Linked DNA regions of Homo sapiens: region 2 is linked to region 1. Evidence: read pairs that join two places in POLR2A ChIA-PET (ENCODE). Cell type or tissue: PC-9. All regions are shown on one strand. Each heading gives the region's core, and the rest is flanking DNA. Links, peaks and the distances in the headings are about the cores only. Region 1 overlaps ZDHHC14 (zDHHC palmitoyltransferase 14). Region 2 overlaps SNX9 (sorting nexin 9).

Region 1 (15,579 bases), core at 5,789-8,288:
ACCTACTTGCCTTCCCTCATCAGCTACTCAGTGCCCTCTCCTTGCCCAAGTCACCAGTCAAAATAAACTACAACCTGCCCTAATTCTTCACACCCATGCTGCTCTCTCTGCCTGAAATATCCTCCATGCCCCTACCCACCCCAGCCCTCTATCCAAACAGCATACAGCAAGCACTTGCCTGCTATGTGCCAGGCTTTCTGCCACGCTGCCAGGCCCTTGGGATACAGTGAAGAAAGAGATGAGGAGGCCAGGCATGATGGCTCATACCTGTAATCCCAGCACTTTGGGAGGCCAAGGTGGGAGGATCGCTTGAGCCCAAGAGTTCGAGACCAGCCTGGCCAACATGGCAAAACAGTGTCTCTACAAAAAATACAAAAATTAGGCGGGCATGGGGGCACACACTTGTAGACTCAGCTACTTGGGAAACTGAGGCAGGAGGATCACTTGAGCCCAGGAGGCAGAGGTTGCAGTGAGCCATGATTGCACCACTGCACTCCAGCCTGGGCAAAAGAGCCAGACCCTATCTTAAAAAAAAAAGATAGAGAGAGAGAGAAATGAGGGAGGAAAGGAGGGTGCCCACCTTACTGAGCTTATAGGCTAATGCCACAAACTGCCATTAATTAAGAGGCACACATCTGCATACATATGTCCTAGCCTTTCCTCAAGGTTCATCCCAATGTCATCGATATCACAAAGACTTTCTGCAGTCCCTCCTTCCCTCCCTTCTCCTACCCTCCCTCCATGTGTGCAAGCACTTCTGCGGGGCACCCTTGCTCTTGCCCTCTTCTCGGATTTCTATACTTACCTCATCTGCCTGGATTAGACGGCAACCTGCCCCAGGGCAGCAAACAGAGTGTTAAATCCTAGTCCTGCTTCTTCCCAGTGACTTCACAGAGCCCCAGTTTCCCCATCTGTAAAGCTCTTAAGATTGGTATGAGTATTAAGTGGGATAAACATATGCAAAGAACCCCCGAGGAACTGCTATGGCGATTCCTTCCGGAGTGAAAACAATTTTCTATGAGCATAGCCATGGAGATCTGTGTTCAGCGATGGTCTGAATAATCTGCATTATGTCTTTGTGTAAAGGTCAAAACAAATAAGTCTCCCTGGGAGAAACCCAGAAAGTGTGTTCTCTAAAAGCTTTGCTGGCAGTCCAGGAAGGGAAGCCCTGAGCAGATCCCCTCTCTCAAGGCCACAGCCAACCCAGACGGGACTATTACAAAACATGTCACGCCAGGATTCTCTCCGTCATGGAGCGGGTCCAGTTTCATTAAGCAAATAGCTCCACAGACAGTCTAACTGACAGGAGGGCACTGGCGCAGCCTTGTTAAAAGTCCGGCTCCTCCCCGTCGTGCCAAGCTCTCTGGGTGCTCATCTTCAGGTGGCCCAACCACACTGACAAACATTTGATAAACGAATAAAACTGGGGCAAAAGATCCATTTTGAAAGTACTCACAGGATATTAAAAGAAAGCCCTATTGCAGCTCTTACTGTGGCCTAAATGATTCATGGAATTGTGTTTTTATGACCCAAATAAAATGTTTAAGGGCACAGAGGAACTAGTGGGAAGTGATCACCAAGCTGAAATGGCCTCATCAGATAAAGTCCTCAGGGGGACTTAGGGAATGGGACAAAGGAGAACGCAGGGCCACTCCAGTCCAGTTCGGGCTCAGAGGAAACATCCACCTGTCTGGTGTGAACAGGCCCAGCTCCTAAGGGTGTTCTCGGCCGGCTGGCAGGACCCTAACAGGGGAAATCAGGCAAGCCTTAAATTTGCACTGGCCCAGGCTTAGTCTATTCAGAACATCAGAATAGTTCAGTGACCCTGAACTCAACATATAAAAGAATTATATATATATATATATAAAATTATAAGCTAGCTTCTCTCTAAAAAAAGTCATCAGCAATTAATATGTTAGGTCTAATACTAATACCGTTTTTCTTCTCTATTTTCTTTTTGTTGTTGGCGGTTATGTAATCTTGGAACTGGATTTTTAAAAATCTTTTAGCATATATCTCAGGAGGGTCAAAAACCATGTACTGAGCCATTGCCTCTGGCATCACATGGGCTGATAGCTATTTATGATGTGTACACTTAGCTAAGTCACATACTGGTACAATTACCAGGAAAAAAGTATGTGTGTGGAGGGTGGCTCTCTTGTTCCTGGTCACTGCTATTTCCTTTACCCAGAAGTCCAGTGCTCCCTCTGGAAAGATGGGAGCCAGCCAACTGGAAGACATCAAAACAGTCACCATTTTCACAGCACATGCCATGTCACTGTTTGATAAAGTCTCCATTTGAAAAGGACACTCGTCAAGGCCGATAAAGGCCACCAGCTGTGCTTTGGATCATGAGTGGGGGTGTCTGTGTGCATGTGTGAGCACACACACTCGGTCCTGATGCTATTACCAAAACCTGCCCTTCAGAGTACCACAGTCACACAATCTGAGAATTTTTAGAGCTAAAGAGACCCTGGGGTCACCCAGTCAACTCCTCCCGTTGTAACCAGGACAAAACAGTCCCGTGGAGGGTAAGTGGTTTGCCCAGGACTCTGCAGGTAGACAGCTGCTCCTGAACATCACGGCCCAGGCTGAACTCTCAGAGCCCTAAGCCTCTGGTTTTATCTTGGTCACTACTTTTGTAATCTTTTTCTTTCTTTATTTAGTGAATACCTATGAGTTTCCACCTTTAGGCAAACGGAAAGCATTATTCAAGGGGGCTACAATTTTTTTTATTTAAACTACCCTTCTTTCGATATCAGAAAAGATACATAATGATATTTGGTATTTAGCTTGCAATCATGTGTCCACATCATCAGAATCAAAGCAATTAATTATAAGAGCCAACTTAATTCAATTATAAATTCTTATTACCTAAGTAAGTCTCAAGAAATAGAGTGATCGTGCCAGCACTGTGCTCGGTTTCATGCCCAAATGCAAACCTGCCATCTGCTAGGGCACATGACAAGGTTCTCAAAGAAAAGTGACCACACAGGCCATGTAACACGTTCATTAGACACAGGCACACCGCTCTTGGGCGGTGAGATGCTGTAGCCCCATGGCGACGGCAGCAGAGCCGCCCCACGCCGGGGATTTCAGCGCAGAAGGAAACTTGTTTCTTTGCTTCCCACTTGATCAGCAGGGACAGTGCTCCTTTTGGAACAACCATCTGGATCCAAAAACATAAAAATGGGCCCCAAAATTGCACATGCTTAAATGTCAACAGTACCTGGCAACTTCCAGAAGCATGAAAAGCTGTTTTCCTGCCCCATTTTTTGGTGTTACCTTAGTGTCACTATAGGTTGAAACAGGTGGCTCGTGTCAGTGGTTTACGGGGCATGAAAGCCATTTTGCCATTCATAAAATCCTGGGGAAACAGCTCTGATTAGATTTCTAGTACAAAACAGGTCTGCCTCTAAGCAGCCTCAACACCATTCATTCTCTCACGCAGGAAGTCAAATTTTAAATTAAATTACAATGGAAATGATCCAAGAAACCACCTCCTATTGGAAGGCTACCAGGCAACGAAAATAAATTGCTCCGGAAGACAGTGATGGCAGGCAAGCCTCAGTTGACTTATGACCTCTTCCACAGCTTCACACCATTGGCACAACTACTTACCTCTCCAAAGCAGCCCCGGGCAACCACACCTGCTAGTAAGCTCCCTGAAGTAAGGGCTCTGCCCCACTCTCCCCCACAGCCTCCGACTGCACTGCTATTTTATTAACAAAGGAATGAATAATCTGATTATTCATTCAACCCAGTTGTTGAGCACCCACTCTGTCAAGCCCTGGAGATAGAAAGATGAGCAAGATAAGGTTCTTTCCTCTTTTTGCTGGAAATGTTTTCCATTTATTTAAAAACTCAAATATGCACAGCTATGAAGCCTCCAACGGCACCTCACACAAATTTCACCACAAACATAAAGAAACTGGAGGTGAACTCTGCACTCTTCACCTTGGGAGCCCTTTTCCTTCAGTAGATTGTTACTGGCTGAGCATTTCTAAAGGTCCAAGAGTAAAAAATGAAAGCAACATTTCCCTTAAGAGCCAAAGGGATCTGGCATGATGGGTCACGTCTGTAATCCCAGCACTTTGGGAGGCTGAGGCAGGTGGATCGTTTGAGCCCAGAAGTTCAAGACCAGCCTGGGCAACGTGGCAAAACCCTATCTCTACAAAAAATACAAAAATTAGCTAGGTATGGTGGTGCACACTTGTGGTCCCAGCTATTTGCAGGCTGAGGTGGGAGGATCGCCTGAGCACAGAGGGTTGAGGCTGCAGTGAGCCACGATCATGACACCGCACTCTAGCCTGAGTGACACAGTGAGACTCCGTCTCAAAAAAAAAAAAAAATTATATTAAAATTTAAAAAATAAAAAGCCAAAGCAAAAATGCCAGGTAACTTCTTTGGTTTATTGTGGCTTGTTTGGTTCAGATCAAATTTCCTAAGGAGGTGAGTAGTCCTGGATAGCCTCAGCAGTGAAGAGATTTCAATATGACCCACACTAGCAATGACCTAGACCCTTGCCCCATAACCACCATCAAATACACTAAGGTCCTCCATCCTCAGTCTCCAAAACAGAATTCTTGTCCACAGAGCAGCTCCTTCACTCTTTCCCAACACAGTGCGTTCCCTTGCATTGGATATGGGACATGGGCACTATGGTCCCTGCCATGGAGGTGGGTGACCCAAGTACACAGTTAGCCCAACAAAGAAAGATTCTTTTCCAGGGCTAGGAGCCTGGCACTGAACTCCCCACTCTGTATGGTTCCTACAGGGAAGAACTTTAGGGCTTGAATCTGGCCCTGACAATTAGACCAGCTGAGTGATCTATTTGGATGAATTACAAGCCTCCCTGAGCCTTGATCATCTCTAAATAGGGACGGTGATGGCACCCACATCAACTGAGTGTTCTGAAGATTAAATTCAAACAATTGCACAGAGCCTGATGTAAGTGCTGGCTTACAACCACCCACACTCACGTTCCTTTCACCTTGTGTCCCGTATACACTCTGGCAGATGGGAGTCTGTGAGCCAGATGAAGACAGCTGCTATTTACAGACAAGTCCATCAAGCAGATCAGCAACACAACAGCTCTGAGGAAGTCCCAGAATGTATCATAACCTGGCTTTACAAGTAACCCAGTCAAAACAGGTGTCAGGCCCATCTTTCTCCAGAGATGACTATCTTATCTAACTCTGTAGAAATGGATTTATCACATGCACACATGTCCAGCCCTACTGTATGCCACACAAATACAAATGCCTTGGCAGGGCCACCAGTGATTGAAGATCTTCAAAACATATGCAGTAGGCAGAATAGTGGTCCCACAGAGATGTCCATACGCTAATCGCCAGAACCTGTGAATACGTTAAGTGACATGGCAAAGGGGAATTCACGTTGCAGACGGAAGCAAGACTGCTCATCAGCTGACATTATAATAGGGAGATTACCCTCCATTATCCTGGTGAGCTCAATATAATCACATGGGTCCTTAAAAGTTGGAAGAGAGGACCAGAGAGATGGCAGTGTGAGAAGGACCCGCCCTGACATTGTTGGCTTTCAAAACAGAGGAAGGCAGCCACAAGCCAGGGAAAGGCGGGGGCAGCCTCTGGAGGCTGAAAAAGGCAAGAAAACAGGTTCTCTCTGGGGCCTCCAGGAAGAATGCAGCCCTTCTGGTATCTTTGCTTTAGTCAAAAGAGATTCATTTTGGACTTCCTACCTCCAAAACTGTAATACAATAAATGTATGCTTTTTTTTTTTTTTTTTTTTTACACAGTCTTGCTTTGTCACCAGGATGGAGTACAGTGTCACACTGTCGGCTCACTGCAACCTCCACCTCCCAGGTTTGAGCAATTCTCCTGCCTCAGCCTCCCGAGTAGCTGGAACTACAGGTGCACACCACCACGCCCAGCTAATTTGTGTATTTTTTAGTAGAGACGGGGTTTCACCATGTTGGCCAGGATGGTCTCAATCTCTTGACCTCGTGATCTGCCTGCCTCGGCCTCCCAAAGTGATAAATGTGTGCTATTTTAAGCCATTAAATTTGTGGAAATTTGTTACAGCAGCAATAGCAAACACATCGTGTTATCCAATCAAGATCTCTTGAGTAGAGATTCCATTAACCCTGGCACTGCTCAGAGACAGCAATTTTCTTAGCCATTCTCCTTCCCTCCTGAAGATTCTCTATCATCCTGAACTCTGGCTTGCTGGTTTGGAGCTGGTTACCTCCATTGTCTCTTGCCATCATATGGGAGACTTCCTCAACTCCCTTTCCAGATCACTTAGGAGGAGGTTTTGAAAAGGGAGGAGAAGACAGATGGCTGCTGAGATCCTGGAATGATATTGAGAGATGAAATATGATTTCCAGGCCTGCTTTATCCAGCCCTTCAAGTCTGTAAAATCGGATCTCCCTCCTTCCTTCTTTATTTCTTTCCTCCTTGCTCTCCTTCCTTCTTTCCCCTCCTTCCTTCCCCTCCTTCTCTCCCTCCCTCCCTCCCTCCCTTCCTTCCTTCCTACCTTCCTTCTACAAACAGCTAGTGAGCCTCTAATATATGCTACATACAGCTAGAGGCAAAGGCATACAAAAATGAGTCAATCATCCTCAATACCCACCCAAGGAACTCATCAGTTAAAGACTTACCATCCATCTAGGGCAGTGATGTGCAAAGTTTTTGGACCATTAACCACAGCAATAAATTCATTTTTATATCACAGTCTACTAAACTGAAACAAAAGTTTCACAAAACAATACCAATGCTTATCAAAGGAGACGTACTCTATTTTCCATTCTACTCTGTTTCTATTCTATTCTCCATTCTGACCAGCAACCTAGTAAGTTGATTTCATGACCTAGTAATGGATTACACCTCTCAGTGGGAAAAATGCTGACCTAAAAGTCTCGACGCCCATGCCGAGATGATCACTGCACAGATCCATGGAGCCTGTCCCCCAGAAATGTTTTCAAAGAATTAGTGGATCCTAGGCCGTTCCCTTCCCCCACGCCCCCACCATCCATGCAGGGTGAGCTGACTCAGACTTGCAGGTTCCAGTCATTTCAATGATAAAATCACTCATCGCAAACACACTCACAAGCTCATCATCCCTTGAAGGGAAGGAATCAAAGGTGCTGAATGTGGAAAACCGTGACTCACTGTTCCTGTCAACCAGGTACATGGCTATAAATGTCACTCGAGTGAAATCATAGTAGAGGGCTCACAGTAACGAAGAAAGCACCAAGCACTGGCTGGGAGCTGAGACCTCTGACTGCTCAGAACAAACCAAAGAGATTAAACTTTATGTAAGGAGCAACAACCAGAACAGGTAACGACTAACAATGCACTGTAATTGACTCGATCAGACTTCCATTTTATACTGGGAAGGTTGCTAGTGAGCACATAAGCAATCTGGCCTGAGACCCCAGCCACCTGTGCTCGGGGGCTAGGGGCGGGGTGGGGCGGGCGGGGGGACTCGCTAAGCAGGAATGCGCCTCTCTCGGGTGCCCTTCCACAAGGCGTAACAGGCCACTAGTTTCAGAGGGCACCGCTATAAAAAGCAGCTGAAAAAGTCACAGTACCCTTTTATGTAAGATGACCTTGTTTGCCGGAGATTTTTTTTTTAATGGGAATTTTTACTCTCAATTACTTGTCATTCCACCTAATGACATATATTAAAGCTTATCTTTTCACAGGCTAATTTTAGACGAATACCAGTTCCCAGATCACTGGTTTAGAAAAACACTACCCTGCTTGGCAAATCCAGTCCACTTTCCTGAGAGGATTTCTATGGCAGAGGAGCTGGCAAGGTCGGGGCACCGGAGGGTGGGAGTGGGCAGGGTCTCTGTGGTGTGTGTGCAGCCCTTTATCTTCCTACTGTGTTGCTGCCACCCATGCAAACACCAAAATGACTGTGCCAGGGCTTAGGTCGTGTCAGCACACTGCCTTTGCGGCACTCTCCTCCCCTTCTCAACAGTTTTGCTGGCAGAAAATATTGAGGTTGAATAAGGTGCTGAAGATAGCACATATCGACAGCAGAACAGCCCTCCAGGAACCCGATATTCCTCTATTCACGATCCCTATTCCTCCTTCACATGGATAAGTGAACACAGCACATATCAATGACAGAACAGCCCTCCAGGAGCCCAATATTCCTCTAATCACAATAAAAGTTTTATTGTGATTTATTAGATTCATCCTTTATGCTGTTACTGAGAAAAGATGAAGACTAGAGCCCCACCATTCCATTGTCCTTGGGGGCCACAATGTCATGGAAAGGATCTTGATGAAAACCTGTTTCCACACTCCGATGGAAGGTGGTCAATCTCACAGTGTGTTTCTGACTCCCACTACTCCAGGAGGAACAGCCCTAGCGCATCTGCCATTTCTGAAAAGAAAATCCAAGCCACCTCCCATGCCGACATCTCAATACTCACGTTCCTCTGCCTGCGGGCCCCTCTGTTCTCCTCTCATATCTCTGCCAGCCTGGACCCCGTGATTTATCACATCAGTTTCCCTTTTGCCATTGCTGTTGACTTTCCAGCCTCCTGGTCCTGCATTTGCTCTGTTAAACTCCAACCCTGAGTGAACCCAGCCAACCATCCTCACCCCCACGCCAACCCATGCTGGTAGGCCCTGCTGGAGAAAGCAGAGTGGGAAGCAGATTCCCCAAAACATAAATGCCCTCCAGTCCTCGGGGCCCTGCATCCTGCGCATCTCTGTAGACACTTTCCCTTCCTATTTCACTGAGTGACATTTCCAAACGCTGAGACCCCAACCCTCACATCTCTGCCCACTTGCTGTATTATGTTTAAAATCAACCATCACACTGGCTTCTGAACACAGATAAACCAAGGGCATGAGGCGAGCCCTCCCACAGCTGCCCCTCCACCCGCCCTTCCTCCTTCCTCCTGTGCTCCCAGGCCCGATGCCCCTCCAGGTCTACGCCTGAGCCTTGTCCCTCCGCCCTGCACGCCCTCTTCCTTCCCTCTCTTCTCCCTGGGGCCCTTGCTCCCCTGCCACCCCAGCTCGCACCGTGCCTCTCCTCCTTTTCCTCTAGACCGATTCCTCACCTACCTTCTCCTCCAGACACTATCTTAAGTTCTCCTTCCCTTACAGCTGCCTTTTATAGAAAGGCCGTCTGCAATGGATGCGCCCACTTCCTGGTCCCTCAGCCCCAGCTGTCACTTTTCAACCCACTACAATGAAGTCTCCGTTTCCACGGAAAACGCTCTTATGGAGGTGAACGGCCTCCCAATGGCCAAAGGTGAGACGGCTTCCCGGCTTCTCTCCTGAGCTCTGTAGAACCTCACGCTGGCCCCTCTCCCGTGGCCTGACTCCCTCCTAGTGCGGCTTCCAGCTCCCCATCCTTTCTGTTCCCTCCCACACACCTGACCGCTGTTTTCCTCCAGCATCCCCTTCTGATCGGCTCTTCCACCTTCTCCCAGGATTCTCCTCATCCAAACCCACAGCCAGGGCTTCCCCAGTGTCAAGCACCAGGCTACCCTCTCTTCTGGGTGCCAGACCCACACATCCTGCGAGCTGGTGCGCTTCTCCCCCTGAGTGCCCCGTAGGCCCCTCAAACTCAACGAGTCAGCTCCATGAAGTGGGGGCCAAACTGCTCTGTGGGTCACCCTCGATCCTAAGACCCTAATGCGGCATGTGGCATGCCATTGGCATTCCATAAATGACTGTTGAATGTTCCAAACCAAATTCATTGATTTTTCCCTTAAAATTGCCTCTCTTCTTGGAATCCCCATCTCAGTGAATGACACCATCCAATCATCCAAGTCGAGTCCTTAGGTCATCCTAGCTGTCCCTTCCCCACCTCCCCACCCAGCATCCATTCAGTGTCAAGCTGTGCAGCTCTCATCTCCATAACGTTCCTTGTGCCAGATCCCTCCTGCCCAACCCAGAACCACCACCTTGCGGGAGGCTCTCACATCTGAACGTGAGCAGCATGACCGCCTCCTTTAGACCTTCCACCCCTGGTCTGGCAGCCTCAGATTCACTGCCCCAGGATCCTCACACTCTGACCCCATCTGCCTCTCTAGGTAGAATGCAGGGGACTAGATGGGGAGCCAGTCTGGTTGGGGGATCAGGAGACTTCTGTGAGGAAGTGCCTATTGAGATGACCTCTGCAAGATAGTAGGAGGTGGTTAGGCAAAGACCTGTGGGGTGGCAGAGGGCAGAGCAGCAAGCATTACAGAGGAAACAGGTGTCCAAGGGTTCTAAGGTTGGCAGGGGCACAGCACGTTCTAGAAGCTACAAGACAGCCGGTGTGGCTGGAGCCCAGGCAGCAAAATGCAGCATCTGGCCAGATGAGGCTGCAGGGGAAACAGGGACCGGATGGCCCAGGGGCTGGGGATGCAGGCAAGAATTTTAGTTTCTACTTCAGAACACCAGGAAGCAGAAGAGTGACATGATCAAGTCTGCCTTTTGAAAAGATCCCTCTTCAAAAATGCTTAGTTAATGAAGTAATGATGGATAATTTCCTAACATGATAAAATGCAGATATCGCAACCAAAATTCAGCATTTAGAAAGGGAACACTAGTCGCATTTCACTATTGAAAAGCAAGACACAATGTCCGCTATCATTGTTCTTTGAGGAGCTGGCCAACATAATTGGGTGAGAAAGAAATTAGAGATTTAAAAATGAGGAAAAAAGAGGTACAGCTCTCACTATTTGCATATGATATGCCTATACAGCTAAAAACCCCCAAAGAATCCATTAAGAAACTACTCAAACCATAAGAGAATTCAGTAGGGTGGTAGAAGCAAGTTAATATGTAGAAATCAATAACTTGCTTGTATATGAACAATAACCAGTTTCAAGAGATATTAGAAGGAAAGGCCTCCATTTATAATAGAAGCAAGAGGGTGAAATTAACAGTAAATGAAACAAGAGTTGTACAAGATCCTTATGAAGAGAATTTAAATTAACCTGAGGGACGCAGAAAACTTGATGTCCATTCCTGGACAGGAAGATTCAACAATAAGACAATGTCAATGCTTCCTAAATTAATCTATAAACATAATGCAACCCCAATAAAAATAACAATGGGAGTCTTAAACATCAGAACACTCTTGATTTTGGAGTTTATATGAAAAGCTCCCTCTGGCTGCAGTGTGGCTGGCTATGGACTGAAGAGTGAGAGTGGGCGGGCTGGCGGGTGACCTAGGACACCTGGCAGGGATCCTGCTGAAGAAGCTGGGCCCAGCTGACTCTGGGGCCTGGGGTGGGGTTGGGGACGCAGTGAAGGGCACATTTGAGAGATATTTCTATGGAGAAATTCCCAGGCCGTTGTGATTGATTGGATAGGGGAGGTGAGAAAGAGAAGTCAAACCAGGACTCCCGGTTTGTTCATTTAATCATTAATCGAATCTCCTGCAAACTTATCCCCATGTTACTAAAATCACTGCTCGGGGCAGGGTTTCTGGGCCCCCAGACAGATTTCACAAGAACCTCCAGAAAGGCTTTTTAACCAGTTGTTTGTTCATAGCCAAGCGAAGCACCACGTTTGCTCTCTGACTCTGCTAATCAGGTGTTCCGCTTAGAGCTTTGGAGAACAGGACGGCTTCAAGCTCAGAAAGCCTCAGAAAGACACTTGTTCTCTCCCTATCTGTGCTGTCAGTCCCCCTTTTGATTCAAAATCGCACCACCAAAAAATAGGGCAGTGATTGTGTTTGAGTTTGACCTCGTCAGATTCAACGTTTACTTGAGCTGTGGCTTGACATCTCCATACTGCCTTCACTCTTCTTTAATAAACAAATAAGTCCTGAAGGCAAAACAAAATTTCTCACCACCACTGGCATACCATTTTATCACAGCAATATCCCTTTAAGGTTTGCCTTTTTTCCCCTCTGTTCAGAATTCTTTTCAACACATTTTTCAGACAGAACAAAGTGAGTTTAAATATATCACACAGTGGCTGCCTCTCAAACATCTACAGAAATCATTTCAGTGAATGTGTTGTTTGATATGAAAAAGAAGTGTATTTGGTTTGGGTGCGAACAGACTGTTATGCAAAGCACGCATCTGTTAAAACTCAGGTGAAATAAGCCGAAGCTTTGGATGGGACAAGTTGAGGCCCAGCTTACCTCAAGCGCCTGCCAGGCTGGGCTTTGTTTGGGAGCTACACAAGCGCTGATGGATGCCTGAACCAGTGTGCTCTGAAACCTCATATTGCACACGAATCGCCTGGGGGGTCAGAGTCTGCAGGTCTGGGGTGGAACCTGAGATTCTGCTTTTCCAATGAGCTCCTACACGATGCCATCCTCCAAATCCACAGATGGCACCTGGAGTGGTGAGAGTTTAAATCGGCTCAGCAAGTTGGAAGCCACATTTCTCAAGGATTAGCCTGTAGGTTGGGATGCATTCTCCTTGCTTACAAAACAGAGATTTTGCCACCGTCTTATGTCAAACAACTTCAGATCTAACAAGTGGATGTTTTCAAGTCTCTTCAGACTATAATATTTGGAGGTCAGAATACCCAATCTCAGTGTTATACATGCCGAAAATTCATACCTGGAAAATCCCGCAATGCTTAGTAAACCCTCACCAATTTGGATTAAATAAAAGGGGAACTTTATTTATGAAATTTTAAAAATATAATCCTGCTTATTACTTTCATCTGCTTCCCTAGGGATAATGTTATTATACCTCATTTGCACTAAGAAAAAAAAGTCTAGGTCTTCCCAGCACCCTGCCGCACCATATGAATAATCACAAATTCCAAATAAAAGGAAAAGGATTTTCAAGAGTCCTCCTACATTTAAAATTAAAAGGTCCCTAAAACTTACAATATCTGTGTCAGTTCCTTCAGCTGTGACTATCCGGCCAGTGGGGCTTCATTCATCCCATTTTTGAGGTGGGAAAATTAAGGCCTAAAGTCACATGAAAAGTCAGTAGAACTCAAAGTCAATGCCACTTTGGGGACCTTATTAAGCTAAGGAATATCAACAACAATAACTTTTACCCATTCAAGTGCCAGCTGCCTTGAGGGAAGGTTTGTGTCTCCTGACAAGCATATGATCTCAGTCTAGTTTGTTTGGCCTGGAAAACATTTTCCTTATCGACTGAAAAGTAGAATGCATGAGAAAGAGTAAATGAACTGCTTTTTAAAAAGAGGGGAAGTAAAGTTAGTAAAGCACACACATTTCAGCTGCTTTTCCTATAACTACACAGATCTGTGCTCCTTGACCCAAAAGGCCATCGGGACAGATTGTGGGAAGAGCCACTCTGTTTTGCAAAGAAGTATATAAAATACAGAATAAAAAGGTACAAAATTTAAAAATATAAAAAGCACAGAAGGGGTCGATACAAATGCCTTGGGCATGCTATTACTGTACTATCTCTTCCTCCTCCTGGTTATCACAGAGAGGGCTTACCGTGCCCGTCCTGATCATGGAGAGTAGAAACCTTAAAACATGGGGCATCTTTAAAAATCATTAAATGAAAACAGAGTGTAGAGTCTGCCACATAGCAAGTGCCCATGAGAAGCTTTCAGTTACCTCGGGTTCTATGAAAACCAGTAACCTGCCACTGATGGTCTTCCCACTGTCCTATCAGAGCTGATTGCTTCCCGGGGTAACGCTCCACTAGAGGCTGCTGAGTTTAGCTTCATAATAGCGAACGGGTCCCTTCTATTCCTTTAAATCTGGGATGTGTGGGATGGAAGTACAGAATCCAGAAATGGAGATGGAATTTTTTAAAATCTGGAACATTCATTGAACATGTATGGGAAACATCTGGCAGAGAAAAAAAAAATACAATTTGCATTGTTTCTCTGACAGCAACCCTTGCACCAATGTCCACATCTATCTTAACACAGAGAGTTTTCTGACATCCCACCCTCAATCCACCTTTCTGTGTTACTGTTATCCCTTGATTAATAAAGCTAACCTAAGACTATCCAGAGAAGAGCCTCCAGATGCCTGGAAATGCTCTGGATGGGGCTGGGGAAAGCTACAGTCCAGCCGGTTGGAAAGGGCTCTCAACTGAGACCCAGGTACGTGGGTTCGAGTTTCCTCACCTCATCAGTTTCTTACCTGCTAAGTGGAGCTAAATCGCCTGCCCCTCAGAATCGTTATGAGGCTCTTGAAGCCTAGAACGAGTTCAATACATGCTGAGTGAATGAATGCATCTTCAGATGAAATAATTATGTGAAACACACAATCCAGGCCGGGCGCGGTGGCTCACACCTGTAATCCCAGCACTTTGGGAGGCCAAGGCGGGTGGATCACCTGAGCTCAGGAGTTCCAGACCAGCCTGACCAACATGGTGAAACCCCGTCTCTACTAAAAACACAAAAATTAGCCGGGCGTCATGGTGGGTGGCTATAATCCCAGCTACTTAGGAGGCTGAGGCAGGAGAATTGCTTGAACGCAGGAGGCGGAGGTTGCTGTGAGCCGGGATTGTGCCACTGCATTCCAGCCTGGGCGACAGAGCAAGACTCTGTCTCAAAAAAGAAAAAAGAAACACACAATCCAAATGTTAGTTGTTACTATTCTTTTAGTGCTTTTCCATTAAGGCTCTCAAAGCACAGTACACTGAGCAGTTTGCTTTTATCTTTTTTTTTTTTTTTTTTTTTTTTTGAGACGGAGTCTGGCTCTGTAGCCCAGGATGGAGTGCAGTGGCACGATCTCAGCTCACTGCAAGCTCCGCCTCCCGGGTTCATGCCATTGTCCTGCCTCAGCCCCTCCGAATAGCTGGGACTACAGGCGACCGCCACCACACCCAGCAAATTTTTTTTTTAATATTTTTAGTAGAGACGTGGTTTCACCGTGGTCTCGATCTCCTGACCTCGTGATCCACCTGCCTCGGCCTCCCAAAGTGCTGGGATTACAAGCGTGAGCCACCGCGCCCAGGCAGTTTGCTTCTATCTTGACTTATGGAAAACTTTTAGACTCCAAGCTCTTGGTATAAAGTCTACTTGATATCAATTCTGGGCTCTGCGGTCATAATAACACCCATCTTTATTTACAGTGCCCTTTTTTAGTAACACTGAGGATTTGCTACAAAAAAAAATAAACTGAAGTGCCTTACTAAAAAAGGTATTACGTTAGTTCAGATGTGTTCTGCTGCAAAGCATCAGAAAACCTAACTGAAGCTAGCTTAACTCAGATGAGGTGGGGTCATCTGAGACCTCAGGCCCTCCCCTGAGCTGAAGATCAGGACGGCTGCTCCTGAGGCCTACCGCACAGGGCTCTGTTGCCAAGGAAGAGGAGCGCAATGTTTAGTGGATAGGCAACCAACAAGGCCACTGCAGACACCTAACAGCACATCTCTCCATTCAAGCAGTGGCTCCCATCCGTCCTTGATGTTGTCTCTCTTTCTGAGTCATTCGCTCCTACTAGGCTGAAATGTGACCAAGTTCTGACCTATGCTCGTAGAGAGCAACCTACTTCTATAGAGTGAAGGAAGGGAAGTCATTACTGAAATGTGCTCAAAGCTGACCGAGGCCACTCAGTCGCACTGGTAATGGCCCACCACTTCAATGACTACACCTCCTCTCCTTCATCAGTGCCTCAATTCAGCCCACCACTTCAATGACTACACCTCCTCTCCTTCATTAGTGCCTC
Region 2 (15,579 bases), core at 5,084-7,583, 440 kb before region 1:
TTATACATAAAAAAAGCAATTAACATTAAGCTTTTCATTCCTAGAGAACACCGTTCAAAATCTTAAATTCTTAAGCCTTCTCTTTACTTCAGAAAATGATGTAACCTAAAAACAAGAAAAATCAAACTTCAATAATAAGTGATCAAAGATTGAAAACAGCTGATGATTAGATGACCCTCATCTTGTCTGTGTACTGGTCTGCGGCAGATAATAAAAGTGGCTTGCAGCTCTGAATGTGAAGCGGTGGGATGCGCATCCCAGGCCTGGAATCTGCCCTCTGCCACCTCGCTGGTCAACAGAATCAAGTGGAAATCCTCCAGGGAATCCAGAACCTTGCCTCAAGGGCTTCTGCACACTTCAGCTGACTCTTCTGGCACCCAAGTCGCTATACGAATTAATGTGGGTTGCTAGATGATGACAGAGACCCAGTCTCCCTGTTGCCCCATTCAAAGCCAGCCAACCCAGAGAACTGGCAGACTCATGAGTGAGGCTACCTTAGACCAGTCAGTCCCCAGCAGGGTCCAGTGATTGCAGACACACGCAGTGCAGCTCAGGAGAACCATCAAGCTGACTTGTAGATTCCTAAGCAGTAACAAATGGTTACTGGGTTAAACTAGTAAGTTTTAGGATTGTTATGCAGAAAAAGTGAACTGATCCATGGTTCCTCAGTTCTTCTGGATAAATAATATTAATAAACTAAGTAATAAAGTAGAACTCTATATCCCAGTATTGCCATTTCAATCTATGATCAAAGGAAAAATTGTAACTTTTATTCAGAATAGAAGTTGCTATCCTTGGAAGAAACTTTATCTAAATATTAAACTATTAATGTTGATATTATTATTAATTATTAACAATGTTAAGGGGCAGGTCCCACTTTCTCATCTTAACATAGTAAGAGTTTTTACAGTTTTAAAATAATGCCCTAATTAGTTAATAATCTGAATCTGAATAATCACATTCTCTTAAAAAATCACTTTAAGCCACAACTTTTGTCACTTTCTGACCACAATAGCAACTTGAGGACAAGTTGCTATTTTACCAAGAAAAATTAAATACTTCAATAAAGAAATTAGATGAGGCTGGGTACAGTGGCTCACACCTGTAATCCCAGCTACTCGGGAGGCTGGGGCATGAGAATTGCTTAAACCCAGAAGGCAGAGGTTACAGTGAGCCAAGATCACACCACCTCACTCCAGCCTGGGTGACAGGGTGAGAGCCTGTCTGCAAAAAAAAAAAAAAAAAAAAGGTAAGACTGAAGAATCTTTAATCTCTGCTATGATTAAAACTGAATCTATTTAACTTATACACATCTAGCATTTTTAAAAATTTTTAAAAATTATTATTATACTTTAAGTTCTAGGGTACATGTGCACAACGTGCAGGTTTGTTACATAGGTATACATGTGCCATGTTGGTGTGCTGCACCCATTAACTTGTCATTTACATTAGGTATTTCTCCTAATGCTATCCCTCCCCCCTCCTCCCACCCGACGACAGGCCCTGGTGTGCGACGTTCCCCGCCCTGTGTCCAAGTGTTCTCATTGTTCAATTCCCACCTATGAATGAGAACATGCACACCTAGCATATTATACAAAATTACTACATAATCTTTTTCTACCCAGTGATTTTCTTTTTTTTGAGACACTGTCTCATTTTGTCTCCCAAGCTGACATGCAGTGGCACCATCTTGGCTCACTGCAGCCTGGAACTCCTGGGCTCAAGTGACCCTCCCACCTCAGTCTCCCAAGTAGCTGGGATTACAGGCACGCACTACCACACCCGGCTAAATTTTTGTATTTTTTGTAGAGATGAGGTTTTGCCATGTTACTAAGGCTGGTCTTGAACTGCTGAGCTCAAAGCGATCCCCCTGCCTCGGCCTCCAAAAGTGCTGGGATTACAAGTGTAAGCCACTGCACCTGGCCGATTCTTTTTTCAATCCAAGACATATAAAGTACGTTTTCTAAATATGCTCACTATTCAAAAACTACCATCACTTCTGCCGTTCCTCATTCTCCCTCCTCGATCTTGGCACTGCCACAGTTCTCACTCTCTCCTTCCACAGGAGCTCTGTGTGAGCATGCGAGTGTGCGTGTGCATGACAGCAGGTGAGTGTGTCTGAGGGGTGTGTGCGTGCTTGCACGGGTGAGTGCTGCATCTGTGTGAGAGCAGGAGAGTGTGGGTATGTGTGAGAGCAGGTGAGAGTGTCTGAGGGGTGTGTGTGCTTGCACGGGTGAGTGCATATATGTGTGAGAGCAGGTGAGTGTCTGAGGGGTGTGCATGCTTGCACAGGTGAGTGCATGTATGTATGAGAGCAGGTGAGACTATCTGCAGGGTGTATGTGCTTGCACAGGTGAGTGCTGCATCTGTGTGAGAGCAGGAGAGTGTGGGTATGTGTGAGGGCAGGTGAGAGTGTCTGAGGGGTGTGTGTGCTTGCACGGGTGAGTGCATATATGTGTGAGAGCAGGTGAGAGTGTCTGAGGGGTGTGCGTGCTTGCACAGGTGAGTGCATGTATGTGTGAGAGCAGGTGAGACTATCTGCAGGGTGTATGTGCTTGCACGGGTGAGTGCTGCATCTGTGTGACAGCATGTGAGTGTGCGTGTGTGAGAGCAGGTGACAGTGTCTGAGGGGTACATGCACTCACACGGGTGAGTGCTGCATGTGTGAGAGCATGAGTGTGAGTGTGAGCGCAGGTGAGAGAGTAGGTGTGTGTGCGTGCTCACACGTGAGTGCATATGTGAGAGCATGAGCGTGGGGATGTGAGAGAGCAGGTGAGAGTGTCTGAGGGGATGTGTGTGCTTGCATGTGTGAGTGCATATGTGTATGTGTGAGAGCATGAGTGTGGGTGTGCATGAGAGCAGGTGAGTGAGGGGTGTGTGTGCTCACATGTGTGAGTGCAGGTGTATGTGTGACAGCATGAGTGCGGATGAGGGCAAGTGAGAGTGAAGAGGGTGTGTGTGCGTGCTCACACGTGTGAGTGCTGCCTATGTGTGTGAGCATGCGACTGTGGGTGTGCATGAGAGGTGAGAGTGAGAAGGTACGTGTGTGTAAGAGTGCACACGTGAAAGAGTATGTAAAGTGTATGAGAGCATGAGAGGTGTATGAGGGTGCGAGGTGTGTGCGCATGTGTGTGCATGTGCACGCATAAGGGTGTGTGCGAGTGTGTGTGGGGGTATGCATAATGTGAGAGAGTGCGTGAGAGTACGTACATGGGTGCACGTGTGTGTGCCTGTGCACGTGCACAGGGAAAGGCTGGCGAGGTCTGATGGGGCCCATGGTGGGGTGTCTCACAGACCTACAGCTGACAGAAAATGCTGCCAGCGAGGAATGACCTGGCCACACTGGCCGTTTAGACAGACCCTGGGCTTGAGGCAAGGCCAGTGAGGAAGGTGCATGGTCCAGGCAAGAGGATGAGAGCTTAGCTCAGGGCGCTGGCAGGAAGCGCAGGGTGGAGAGAAGAGGCTGGACAGAGTAAAACTCTAGGGAGAGAAACCAATGGCTTTAAGTGACTTAGCCTTGGGGGCCTTGGTTCACTGAATGGAAAGGCGCCACAACAGAAATACAGAGAAATACAGAGAAGTAGGAGTAGGCTGAGCATCACATGGGTGATGAGCTGAGTCTGGACGTGGTCAGTGTGAAGTGCTTGTGAAAAAACTAGGTGAAGGTGTCTGGCCTCCTCTGAGGCTGGAGCCACAGGAGGAAGCTGCAGATACAGGTTTAAAGTCATCACCACAGAGACGGCAATACAAAAATCTGAGACCGCATAGTGTAAAGAAATGGGCTGAAGGTGGAATGACGTGGGAACCCCAACACTCGTGAGGCAGAGAGGGGAGGGACACAAGAGGACAGCCAGTGAGGCCGGGGAGAGGTGTGTGGGATCCAACATGTTCTACAGCACAGACACAACAAGTTCCCTTCTGGAAACATTCAGTAAGAAACACTGGCATGCAGACCTCTCTGGAAAACAAGGAGCACAGGGCAAGGGCCAGGTTTCCTGTCTTTGTATCTCCAGGGTACCTCTCCCAAGACTGCACACACATTAAGTATGAGTGACGGTCACGAGGGAGAGGACACAGAAGAGACACGTTGCAGTGTGGGGCCCAGAGGCGGAGGCGTGGACCAAGGACAGGCATGCACAGGGCAGTGTCACGAAATCAGCCAGGTGAAGAAAGCAGGTAACGATGGGTTCAAGTTTTACTCAGTTTACAAAGACAAATTCTCCCTATCTGCTTTTGTTCCTTCTCCATCTATATAAGCCTGCAATGAAATACTATTAATTGATACAATTTTTGTTACATTATTTCAAATGATGTTCATCTCATAATTTTGCTACATATTTTAAGAACAGTTACAATAAAGTTACATGTAAAAAGGACAATTAAATGTAATGAGACAAGTATCACACAGAAATAATGGAAAAAACTGTAACAGAATCTTGGGCAAAGAAGATTGGACACAAATGAATATTATGTTTGCCTCTAAGCTTCCTGACAACACAGACCATAACAGAAATCCAATAGTCTACAAAGATTTGACTTTATGAAACAAAATGTACCCAATCTCCAGGAGAAAGAACCTGAGATAAGAGATCACATAGATGCTTCTCTGGGAGGGCATAATAAACCCAGTTATATAAGCAGAGACACACATCTGAAGATGAGTGTATCTATGTGTACATATGTATACATATGAGTGTACCTGAAGATGCATGTGTGTATGTATATGTACACAATTTCAAACAGGGTTTGGTAAAGATGCAGAAATGCTTTTTATACATAGAGTTGCTTCTTGTTTGAATAAAAGCTGAGGCAATAACTTGTAATTCAGCAAAGAGAACTCCACTGGGAGCTGAGCTAACTCCACTGGAGCTGGTCTAAGTATATTGCTTTCTGGCAACCTAATCTGATTTAGGAAAAGAGCTTAGAAAAATGATGATAGGATCAATCAGTTAAGACATTTAGGAAAATCACCATCATCTTTTACTTATTCTAGAGATACAGTATTATCATGCTAGGGGTAAACACACTGAACCATGTTCCAGGACAACTATGGGGTACCTAAAAGGTTGTAAGTAATTTAAAAAATTGTAAGATAAACATATCGAAGAAGATACAAAATAAGCAGACATAATAAACTCAATTACATACATAACTGTCTTTAGGGAACTTTTTTCCTGTATTTATATAACAGCTTCTTACTTCACCATCAATATTTCATAAGCAACAGGAAAAAAATCATGTGGGTTTGAATGATTAACTTACAAAAAAATAAAATCTTAAAAATAAGTCCACATGGGACAATCAGACTCGAATGTACAGTTCTCTTACCGGATTTGTTAAAAATAAGTCCACATGGGACAATCAGACTCGAATGTACAGTTCTCTTACCGGATTTGTGATTGTGATGATTTCTCCTTCATTAACCGTCAGTTCATTATTTCCAGGTTCAGCAGCAAAATCATACATAACCCGAGCCTATCAGGAGTGGAGAGGAAAAGAGGATGTTACAAACACAAACAGAGTAGTAAAAACACAAAAGGTGTACAGTTCACTTTCTAAGCATGCTGGTACAAACATGATAGTGGCTGTGGCTGTTTTGGAAGAAAGGAAGACATTACCAAAATGACTCATCTGCTCTACTCTGAGGAAGAATAACACCAACGGTGATAGCCCTGTTCTGTTCCGGAGGCAGGGAAGGTTTCTGGCAGCTGCCCACATTGCATTTAGAGATCAACCCTAAAAAAGTTACTCGAAATATACCTATTTTGGTTGAGTGCAGCAGCTCACACCTGCAATCCCTGCTACTTGGGAGACTAAATAGCAGGAGGATTGCTTGAGGCCAGGGGTTCGAGACCAGCCTGAGCAACAAAGCGAGATTCCATCTCTACCAAAAAATTAAAGAAAAATTAGCTGGGCATTGTAGCCAGCACCTGTAGTACCAGCTACTGAAAAAACTGAGGCGGGAGGATTGCTTGAGCCCAGGAGGTCAAAGTTACAGTAAGCCAGGATCATGCCACTGCACTCCAGCCTGCACGACAGTGAGACCCTGCAGTCTCTTAAAAAAACAAACAAACAAACACCTATTTCATTAACAACAACAACAGACTATCTTCTTTCTCTTAGGAGGTAAGAAGTGGAAATACACAAACTGTTCATTCTGGGAACACTGACTCTCAGAAACTGAAGACAGAGACATACACACACGCACACACATCTAAGATTCACACATCTTTAGAAGAATCGCTTGCTATTAAAATGTTCACTGCTCCTTATCTAATAAGAATGATAATGCAGCATCTTTAGCCACATTAACTCAGAAATTTAAGATTTGGGTACTCTTCCACCATACCAAGACTTACATAGGGCAGTGTGTGCTGGTCGAGTTACCTAAACAGCCATGATTTTAAAACGTTTCCTTAAAATAAAAGCTTTTATTTATTTATTTTTCCAGACAGAGTTTCACTCTGTCACCCAGGCTGGAGTGCAGTGGTGCCATCATGGGTCAATGCAGCCTCGACCTACCAGGCTCAAGCAATCCTCCCACCTCAGCCTCCCCAGTAGCTGGGACTACTGGCACATGCCACCCTGCCCAGCTAATTTTTGTATTTTTTGTAGAGATAAGGTTTCACCATGTTGCCTAGGCTGGTCTCAAACTCCTGGGCTCAAGAGATCTTCCTCTCAAAGTATTTGGGTTACAGGTGTGAGCCACTATGACCAGCCCTAAATGAAATTTTTATTTCATATAAGACAGACTAGGACAAAGCTATTCTGGCTGGAGTAAGGAGGGACTGCTCTTGCAGGCTCTTCCTCAAGAGGATCCTTGAGACAGGGTCCAGAAACACTGACTCCTTGGAACACTGCTGTGCATGTATCCCAAGAGAGAATCACCGTGGTAAAAACAAGGTATGTGTTTAAAATGTTTTATATATACCTTTATAATATATAATACATAATTTAAATCCTTTTCAAATTCTAAGTGATTGTCTTTCACAGACTATCTTCCTCAAGTCCATCCTATAAACTGGGGATCACATGCGCCTAGGAAACATATGGTTTAAAAGTAATTGTTTGTCCTCAAAGGCAAATTCAAGTTTAGCGACAGGGCTAGTCTAACAGGGCTAATGCAAGTGCACTAATTTAACAATATTTACTGAACACCCACCATATGGCAAGAACTTGAAAGGCCCTTTTGTTGGCCATTGCCCTTTCTATGTATTTGCTTAATGATGCCTGAAATTATTTTAATGAGAATAAAGGTTCATATTTAGTGATAACAGACTAAGAAAAAAAAGCCAAAATGCTATCTTGAAATACATAAAAAATAGTAAGATGGACTGATGGACGAATATGTGACAAAGCAGGTACTGAATCTAGATGGTGGATCTATGGTATTCAATTCCAACCTTTCTCCATGTCTGAAATTTCTCCTAGTAAACTGTTGGGAAGAAACAAATGGTGGGAAAGCCTGTGAGTCAAGACATCCCAGCAGCTCCCCACCTCCATCCTTGGAGGCTGGGACCCGAGTGGAGATCATGGCAGGGCGCCCAGGCCAGCAGGACGGCTCCCCTCAGGGCGTCATGAAGAACAAAGCAGCCATGCTGAGGTGTTTTCCTGACATGGCTGCAAAAGTGGACAGAATTCTGCTTGTCATGTTATGTGGTGTTTTTTTTTTTTTTTTTTTCCTGAGACTGTTTCGCTCTTGTTGCCCAGGCTGGAGTGCAGTGATGCCATTTGGGCTCACTGCAACCTCTGCCTCCTGGGTTCAAGCGATTCTCCTGCCTCAGCCTCCCAAGTAGCTGGGACTACAGGCGCCTACCACCACACTTGGCTAATTTTCATATTTTTAGTAGAGACAGGGTTTCACCATGTTGGTCAGGCTGGTCTCAAACTCCTCACCTCAGGTGATCCACCCGCCTTGGCTTCCCAAAGTGTGGGATTACAGGCGTGAGCCACCATGCCTGGCTGCGGTAGTTTTTGTTTTTGTTTTGTTTTGTTTGAGCCAGAGTCTCTCTCTGTCGCCAGGCTAAAGTGCAGTGGCAAGTCTCAGCTCACTGCAACCTCCACCTCCTGGATTCAAGCAATTCTCCTGCCTCAGCCTCCCGAGTAGCTGGGATTACAGGCATGCGCCACCACACCCAGCTAATTTTTGTATTTTTGGTAGAGACGAGGTTTCACCACGTTGGCCAGGATGGTCTCGATCTGTTGACCTCATGATCTGCCCGCCTCGGCCTCCCAAAATACTGGGATTACAGGTGTGAGCCACCATGCCCGGCTGGTGTTTTTTAAAAACACATTGCATCAACCTGGATCCTTCCTGCCATGAGGACAGACAGGACAGAAATGCGGGCAGGGGACGGGCTGGAAGGAAGCGAGCCCTCAGAGTGGAGCCTGGGAGAAGCAAAGCCACACTCACGGGCATGAGGAACCTGCTGTTGTGTTATTGGTCCTCAAGAATCCTGCTGAAATTTTTAAAAATCCAGCTGAATCCAATTAGTTTCCAAATATAGAATACCTAAGCCTCTTGTTTACTAAACTTAGAATGTAGTGAAGCAGAATGTGAAACAAGTGAGAAAGAAAGAAATGGAAACAGCCTCACACACTTAAATATTACTAAGCACTTACTCACTGCTAAGGTTAGAGGGTTTGGACCCTCCAAAACTCATGTTGAAACTGAACCCCCAAGGCAGTGGTATTGGGAGGTGCGGCAAATGGGGGGCGTTTAGGTCACGGAGGCTTTGTCCTCAAGAGGGGATCAACACTGCTACAAAAAGGGCTCGTGGGAGTGGGTTTACTCTCGCTCACCCGTCTGCTGTGTCAGGACACAACACCCTTACCCCTGGAGGAGGGAGCACTCAAGGCGCCATCTTGGAAGCAGAGCCGGGCCCTACCCTGCCAGCACCTAGATCTTGAACCGCCTGCCTCCACAGTTATGAGGAATAAATTCTGTTCTTTATAAGTTACCCAGTCGTAGATCTCCTGTTGTAAGCACAAAACAGACAAGGACATTCACAGAAAAATGTTTATAAACCTTGTAAGTTTATCTAAAACACTGAATTAAGACTTAAACAGATGCTTCTTAGAAATCTGAACTGAGAATAATTTTGGAGAAAAAAGGATTTAATAACCATATCTCCAAATAAGTATAACATGTCAATAAAAAAACATATTGACCATTCAGCCTAGAGATGCTAAAGCTTCAATTAAACTGAAAGCTTTTGGGCGTCATCTCCCAGCACCCCTCTTTTCTCTTTCCTATCCTTGCATTTTGCCTCCACCTGTTTTCTCACTTTCCCCTTCTCACCCCTCTTGTCTACCACTAACAGTATCCAAACAGACAGAGGTGCTGGCCTCAACCCCAACTGCCATCTATTTTCCATGTGGTCTTTGAAAGAAATGGTCCATTTTCCTATACTGCATTTTCCACTATTAGCTATACTTCAAGAACTCATTCTTCAACTATTTCTAAGAGCTAAATTTCCACCTAGTCCTGGTCAGTGGATAACTCCAAACTATATATTCAATATATATTGTCAACCACAACTAATCTCTTCCTTTCAAAAAGTATTACAGATGACATGAATGGCTACTAGACATCAATCTCACGTATCTGTTCCATTAACTACTAATCTACTTATCAGTAAAATAAACATTAGTGGATTCAAAGCTCTCCATTCAATGCTCCAGACACTAGAATACCAAGTGTGCAAGCACACATCTGCCCACAATGTGCATAATCCATTCTTAACACATACCTCCTCTTCTGAGAAAAGAGAGGAGTATGACCATACACATTCTATCTGACCTATGTTGTACATATCTGTTATTCTGTCTGCCCCACATCCCTTCCTTTTGGAAACTGGATAATCAGAATTCTTTCTCAGAGCTCTTTGGTATGGGAGTTGGGGACAGTGCTCCTTCTCTCTGGTATTGCTGTCAATGGCTAACTGGCTGAGGTGTGGAGAAAGTCTGTCTGAAAAACGAAGTCAATGTAGCACAGAATGACAAAGAGAAACAGTGTCCTGTTTGAAGGACAAACTTGACACTCATTCTCCCCATGGAAGACTTCTCTGTTACTGGAGCCAATGTATCTCCTCATGAGCTTATTAAACTGTCAGTCCACATCTTGTCACTTGCAACCTAGAGAGTCCAAGTTAATACAAACCAATAACCCCAAACCAAAGAATTTATTAAGGAAACATTCTAATTTAAAAAAACACTGGCCATAAGAACTAAGAACTACCTGTATTTATTAAGCAAAAATGAAAACCAAAAAACTAGATCCTAAAATGCACAACAATAGAGAATAAAACAGTTCAAAATAGGAAGGAAAAAAAATTCACAAAACCCTGGCAATAAAAAAAGTTCATATGGGAGTTAGAATGCAAAAGCTAAGGCCCCATTCTTAAGTATCTACCTCTCTGATTGCATATAAATCACAATTACATCTTAGGGAAAAAAGCAGTAAATCTTCAACAGTGTTGCTCCTCATCTTTAAAACAGAAAAGTACAATTAAAAAATAAAATATGTAAATCTTCAGAAATTCCAGGGAAAGAATGATTTGACACCCTCGAGAAGTGAAGTTTTGCATAAAGAGTAGGTAATATTTCTATGTATAACTAGTTTACCTCTTTAAATGGCAAGCTTGTTTAACTTAAGCACATTCATGACTTACAAAATTGTATAATATTTAACGTCTTCCTCAATCTTATCTTGACTTATTAAGATCATCAGAAGAAACAGAACTTACTTTCACAGACCCTGAGCATTATTATGCTATTAACATATGTTGATGTATTTGTCCTTAATCTAAATGGTGAAGGCATAAATGCTTTTCAATATAAGTAGTCCCTCCTCCACAGTTTCACGTTCCTCGGTTTCAGTGAACTGCTATCAAATGCAGTTGGAAAATATTAAATAGAAAATTCCAGAAATAAACAATTTATCAGTTTTAGAGTCCATGCCATTCTGAGTAGCATGATGCAATCTCACACTCTCCCACTCAGGACATGAATCATCCCTTTGTCCAGCATCTCTACACCATAGACACTGCCCACCTGACTGTCATGTAGTAGCCGTCCCATTTAGTAGACTGACTATCAGGTATGGCAGTGCTCATCTTCAGGTCATCCTTATTTTACTTAATAATGACCCTGATGCACAAGAGTGGTGTTGCTGGCATACTATAATAACTGTTCTATTTTATTATTAGTTATTCTTGTGCATCTCTTACTGTATCTAATTTATAAATTAACTTTGTCATAGGCATATATAGAAAAAACATAGTACACACATAAGGTTTGGTATTATCCTTGGTTGCAGGCATCCCTGGAGGTCTCGGAACATATCCCCCGTCACTAAAGGGGGACTACTGCATATCAGTGATTTCCACAGCTTTTGCTCAACCTTGCGCTTACTCCACTGTTATGTGAACTAAATACAGAATATTATAGTTATCGCTATAAAATTTCAAGCTATTAGATTCAACCCACTGCTCCAACCTATTAAGAGCTTTCTGAATTCTGAAGCCATCATCCAATTCTCCCTTATCTTTTCTTGCTGGGAGTCATCGGAAAGCCTGATGAGCACGCTTTCTACAGTTTCACCAGTGTCATTATTCAAACTGTTAAACTATGGCAGGGCCAAGTCAGCTGCACCAGATAAGAAGCTCCAAGGGGATGCGGGTCAATTAATTATCATGTTCTCAGAATGTTGCTCTTAAAATTTCCAAAGAAGGAAATGAAGTTTCCTTAAATGTTGAGAAGCAATTTCTTTAATAATCCATTCAAAAGTATAGTCAAGATGATAGAACATTTTAACAGTTGTTCTAGCAAAAGATCTTTTCCAAACAGAAGAAATTTCTAAAAAGAATTGGTAGCAGCAATTGAGAATGAATAAAAATTTTTAAATATTCTGTATGTAAAATTTTCAAGAATAAACTACTGGTAAATTGATATGTTCTTTAAAAATGTTTTTTCCTAAAATAGGTTTATATCTGTTATTCTGAAACAAATGCACTTAGAGGAATTTTTTAAACTGATGGTCAATTAGACAAGCAGTTTGGGAAATTTCCAAGTCAAACAGAAATGTAAATAGAAATTCCCTGAGTAGAATTACAAATTCCCAAGAAATACTTAGTGTAAACTTAAATCTGAGTGTAACAAAAGGCGACTGTACAATTCTAGGGGAGCAGAGTTCTGAGTACTTAAAATACATAAATCAAATTGTACCATACTCTTCCAAACTGCTCTCCCTCTCTCTGTAGTTCACTCGTGCAGAACAGCTCTGGAAAGTACTTAAGACCACAGGAAATACAAACTGAGGCTACACTGTAACCAAACTTCTAGAGATTGGGATGATTTTAAGAGTCATTCTACCCACACTCACCCAGATCAAAGCTTCTATATGCGGTGCACACAAGAACAATTAGACAAAGATATCTTAACAGTGATTTGATGTGGTGGCATCAACTGGCCATATCACATGTACCATCACGATTACCAAGTAATGTGTCAAAACAGATACTTCTGAAACCTACGTGTGACTGCCTGTGCTGTGCCTTACTTCATAATTAAACACACAAAACTTGAATTTAATTGGATATTTTATTGTATTTGAGAGACCGCATCTTGCTCTGTCACCCAAGCTGGAGGGCAGTGGTGCAATCATGGCTCACTGCAGCCTTGAACTCCTGGGCTCAAGCAATTCTCCTGCCTCAGCCTCCTGATAGACAGGACTACAGGCACATGCCACCACTCCTGGCTAATATTTTATTTTTTAATTTTTTTAAAGAGACGAGATCTCACTATGTTGCCTAGGCTATTTTTTTAAGGCCATGTCAAAATGGCTGTATCATACAAAACACTTTGATTTTATTGCTTTAAATGAGGGGTTGCTTTTCCTTTTTCTGTACAGGACCAGATAGTAAATATTTTCGAGTTTGCAGGCCATTCAGTCTGTCTCTGCTGCCGCAGTGCAAAAGCCACCACAGACAATATATAAACAAATGGATATGGCCACGTTCCAGTGGAACTTTATTTACAAACTGCACATGACAGGCTAGATTTTGTTCATGGGCCAAAATTTGCTGACTCCTATAACATGACCCGGAACAAAATTATGTAAAAATCACTAGTCTTAACATACAGCAGAAGTCATAAAGGAAAGAGTATTTTCAATTCATATCACAAAGTGTTAATCTTCTGATACATAAAGAGTTTCTGGAACTCAAGAAAAAGACCAGCAACCTAATACAAAAATGGGCAGAGGAACAAACAGTTCATTAAAGAATACAATGGCCCTTAAATGCATGACAAAACGCTCAATCTCACACACTAAGAGAGACAAATTAATCTGGCAGACATTGCCAGATCCCCACGGCCACAATTTGGGGTTGTACTATTTAAACTTCTACCAGTATTATATACGAAAGTAACATTTTTCTACAGCTTCACAAACAGAATAAATCACTCCACTTTTCGATTTCTGCAAATCTGATGCTAAGGAATGCTACCCCAATATAGCTTCTACTAACAGGCAACTGATTAAATAAACCAGGCTATGCTGTCAAAATGGAATATTATACAGCAACAAGAGAATGAGAACAATCTATATACTCAGACATGGAATGAATACATGGTCAAAAAAGGTAACTTATGGAACAGGGCATATAGCATGCTACACCTTTTTCATGAGCAGAATATTTATATTTGCCAGTATTTCCATAAAGAAACATTAAATAAAACAAGAAATTAATTTTAAATTGGTCACCTAGAAACATGGGAGAAGAAACTCAGTGATAACACAAGTGGAAGTGACGTTTCTCATTATATTTCTTTTCATATCATTTAATTTTAACTGTGTGTGTGTATGTCACCTGTCCAAGAATTCTAAATTAAAATGAGAGGAAAAAGACATCATGTACAGTAATGGCGGAAGATGAAATATTTAGGAATAAACTTAAGAAATGTGTAAAACCTATCTGGAAAAAAACTTTAGAATTTCTTAAATAACACAGAAAATTGGAAAAAATGGAGAGTATGTGATATGGTTTGGCTGTGTCTCCACCCAAATCTCACCCTGAATTGTAATAATCTGCATGTGTCAAGGGCAGGGCCAGGTGGAGATAACTGAATCATGGGGGTGGTATCCCCCATACTGTTCTCGTGGTAGTGAGTAAGTCTCATGAGATCTGATGGTTTTATAAAGGGGAGTCCCCCTGCACAAGCTCTCTTGCCTGCTGCCATGTAAGATGTCCCTTTGCTTCTCCTTTGCCTTCCACCATGATTGTGAGGCCTCCCCAGCCATGTGGAATTGTGAGTCCATTAAATCTCTTTTCTTTATAAATTACCCAGTCTCAGGTATGTCTTTACTAGCAGTGTGAGAACATGCTAATACATCAAGGTAGATTGTAACAATGGCCACAGTAAATCCTCCCACCCCTATATCAATACCAATTTGCAATATGACTTTGTCACTCCTCCCATTAAGACTCTGGACAATGGCCGGGCATGGTGGCTCACACTTGTAATCCCAGCACTTTGGGAAGTCGAAACAGGCGGATCACGTGAGTACAGGAGTTTGAGACCAGCCTGACCAACATGGACAGACCCCGTCTCTACTAAACATACGTCCCTGTAATCCTAGCTACTCGCTAGGCTGAGGCAGGAGAATCACTTGAACCCGGGTGGTGGAGGCTGCGGTGAGCCGAGATTGCGCCATTGCACTCCAGCCTGGGCAACAAGAGCAAAACTCCATCTCAAAAAAAAAAAAAGAAAAAAGAAAAAGAAAAAAGACTCCGGACGAGTTCATGTGCTTACTCTGGCCAACAGAACGATAGCATATGTGATACTAACATAGGCATGAAAAGCACTTATACATGGGGTGGGGGCTGCCATCTCTTGCTGCCAGGATCACCTGTGCTACCACTGAACCTGGCTGGGTTAGTAACTCTGCAGATCCGAGACCATATGGAAAGAGGCCCGCATCATCCTAGCTGTGTAAGGTGAGACCCTAACATGAAGGAAAGGCCACCTAAGACTATCCAGCCTCAGATGGGCTCTCCAGACCACAAGAACCACGCATTGTCAGTCCACAGAACTGTAAGAAATACAAAGTATTTGTTGTTTTATGTCATTAAGTTTTGGGGTAGTTTGTTATACAATACAAATGGATTCAAAGAGTCTCCCCATATTTTTAGATGAGAAGCCCCAATATCATCAATAGCACCTCTCCCCTCTCCTTCAATAATTCTAATAAAAATACAAATAGGATTTTTTTTTTCTGAAACAGGACAAACTAATCCTAAAATTCAATTGGACATATAAACAAACAAGAATGGCCCCCAATCTTTTTCATGGAAAAAAAAAAAAACAAGGAAAAACTAGAAAAGTACGAAGTCCACAACAAGTCCCAAAGACATATAGAAACGTAGGTAACATGATAAAGATGGCATTTTATTGTTTTAGAACAAATAAGTAACTATCTGAAGGAAAAAAATGAATTCCTACCTCACTTCTCCCAACAAAATAAATCATATAATGGGTCAAAGATTAATTTTTTTTTAAAAAAGGTAATCACAT

What was found. Peaks named below come from ENCODE experiments on the same cell type or tissue, not always from the same donor. Only the 100,000 strongest peaks of a DNase experiment are listed, where the experiment ranks them.
Region 2: POLR2A ChIA-PET joins it to region 1 with 7 read pairs; 1 of 35 experiments calls an interaction of 5 or more read pairs at or near these places.

The regions. Positions count from the first base shown.
Region 1 is chr6:157,420,506-157,436,084 of GRCh38, reverse strand. The region is part of intron 1 of ZDHHC14 (zDHHC palmitoyltransferase 14); the gene reads right to left. Among named protein-coding and RNA genes, the nearest start is that of ZDHHC14, 47 kb to the right of the region's middle. RefSeq lists a silencer at 11,642-11,842. In PC-9, for the core only: no CTCF peak of the experiment used is centred there; a DNase peak (open chromatin) is centred at 7,154; H3K27ac peaks cover 441 bases.
Region 2 is chr6:157,857,443-157,873,021 of GRCh38, reverse strand. SNX9 (sorting nexin 9) reads right to left here. Exons shown (of 18, transcript NM_016224.5): 2 at 5,389-5,475. Among named protein-coding and RNA genes, the nearest start is that of SNX9-AS1, 28 kb to the left of the region's middle. In PC-9, for the core only: no CTCF peak of the experiment used is centred there; no DNase peak of the experiment used is centred there; H3K27ac peaks cover 702 bases.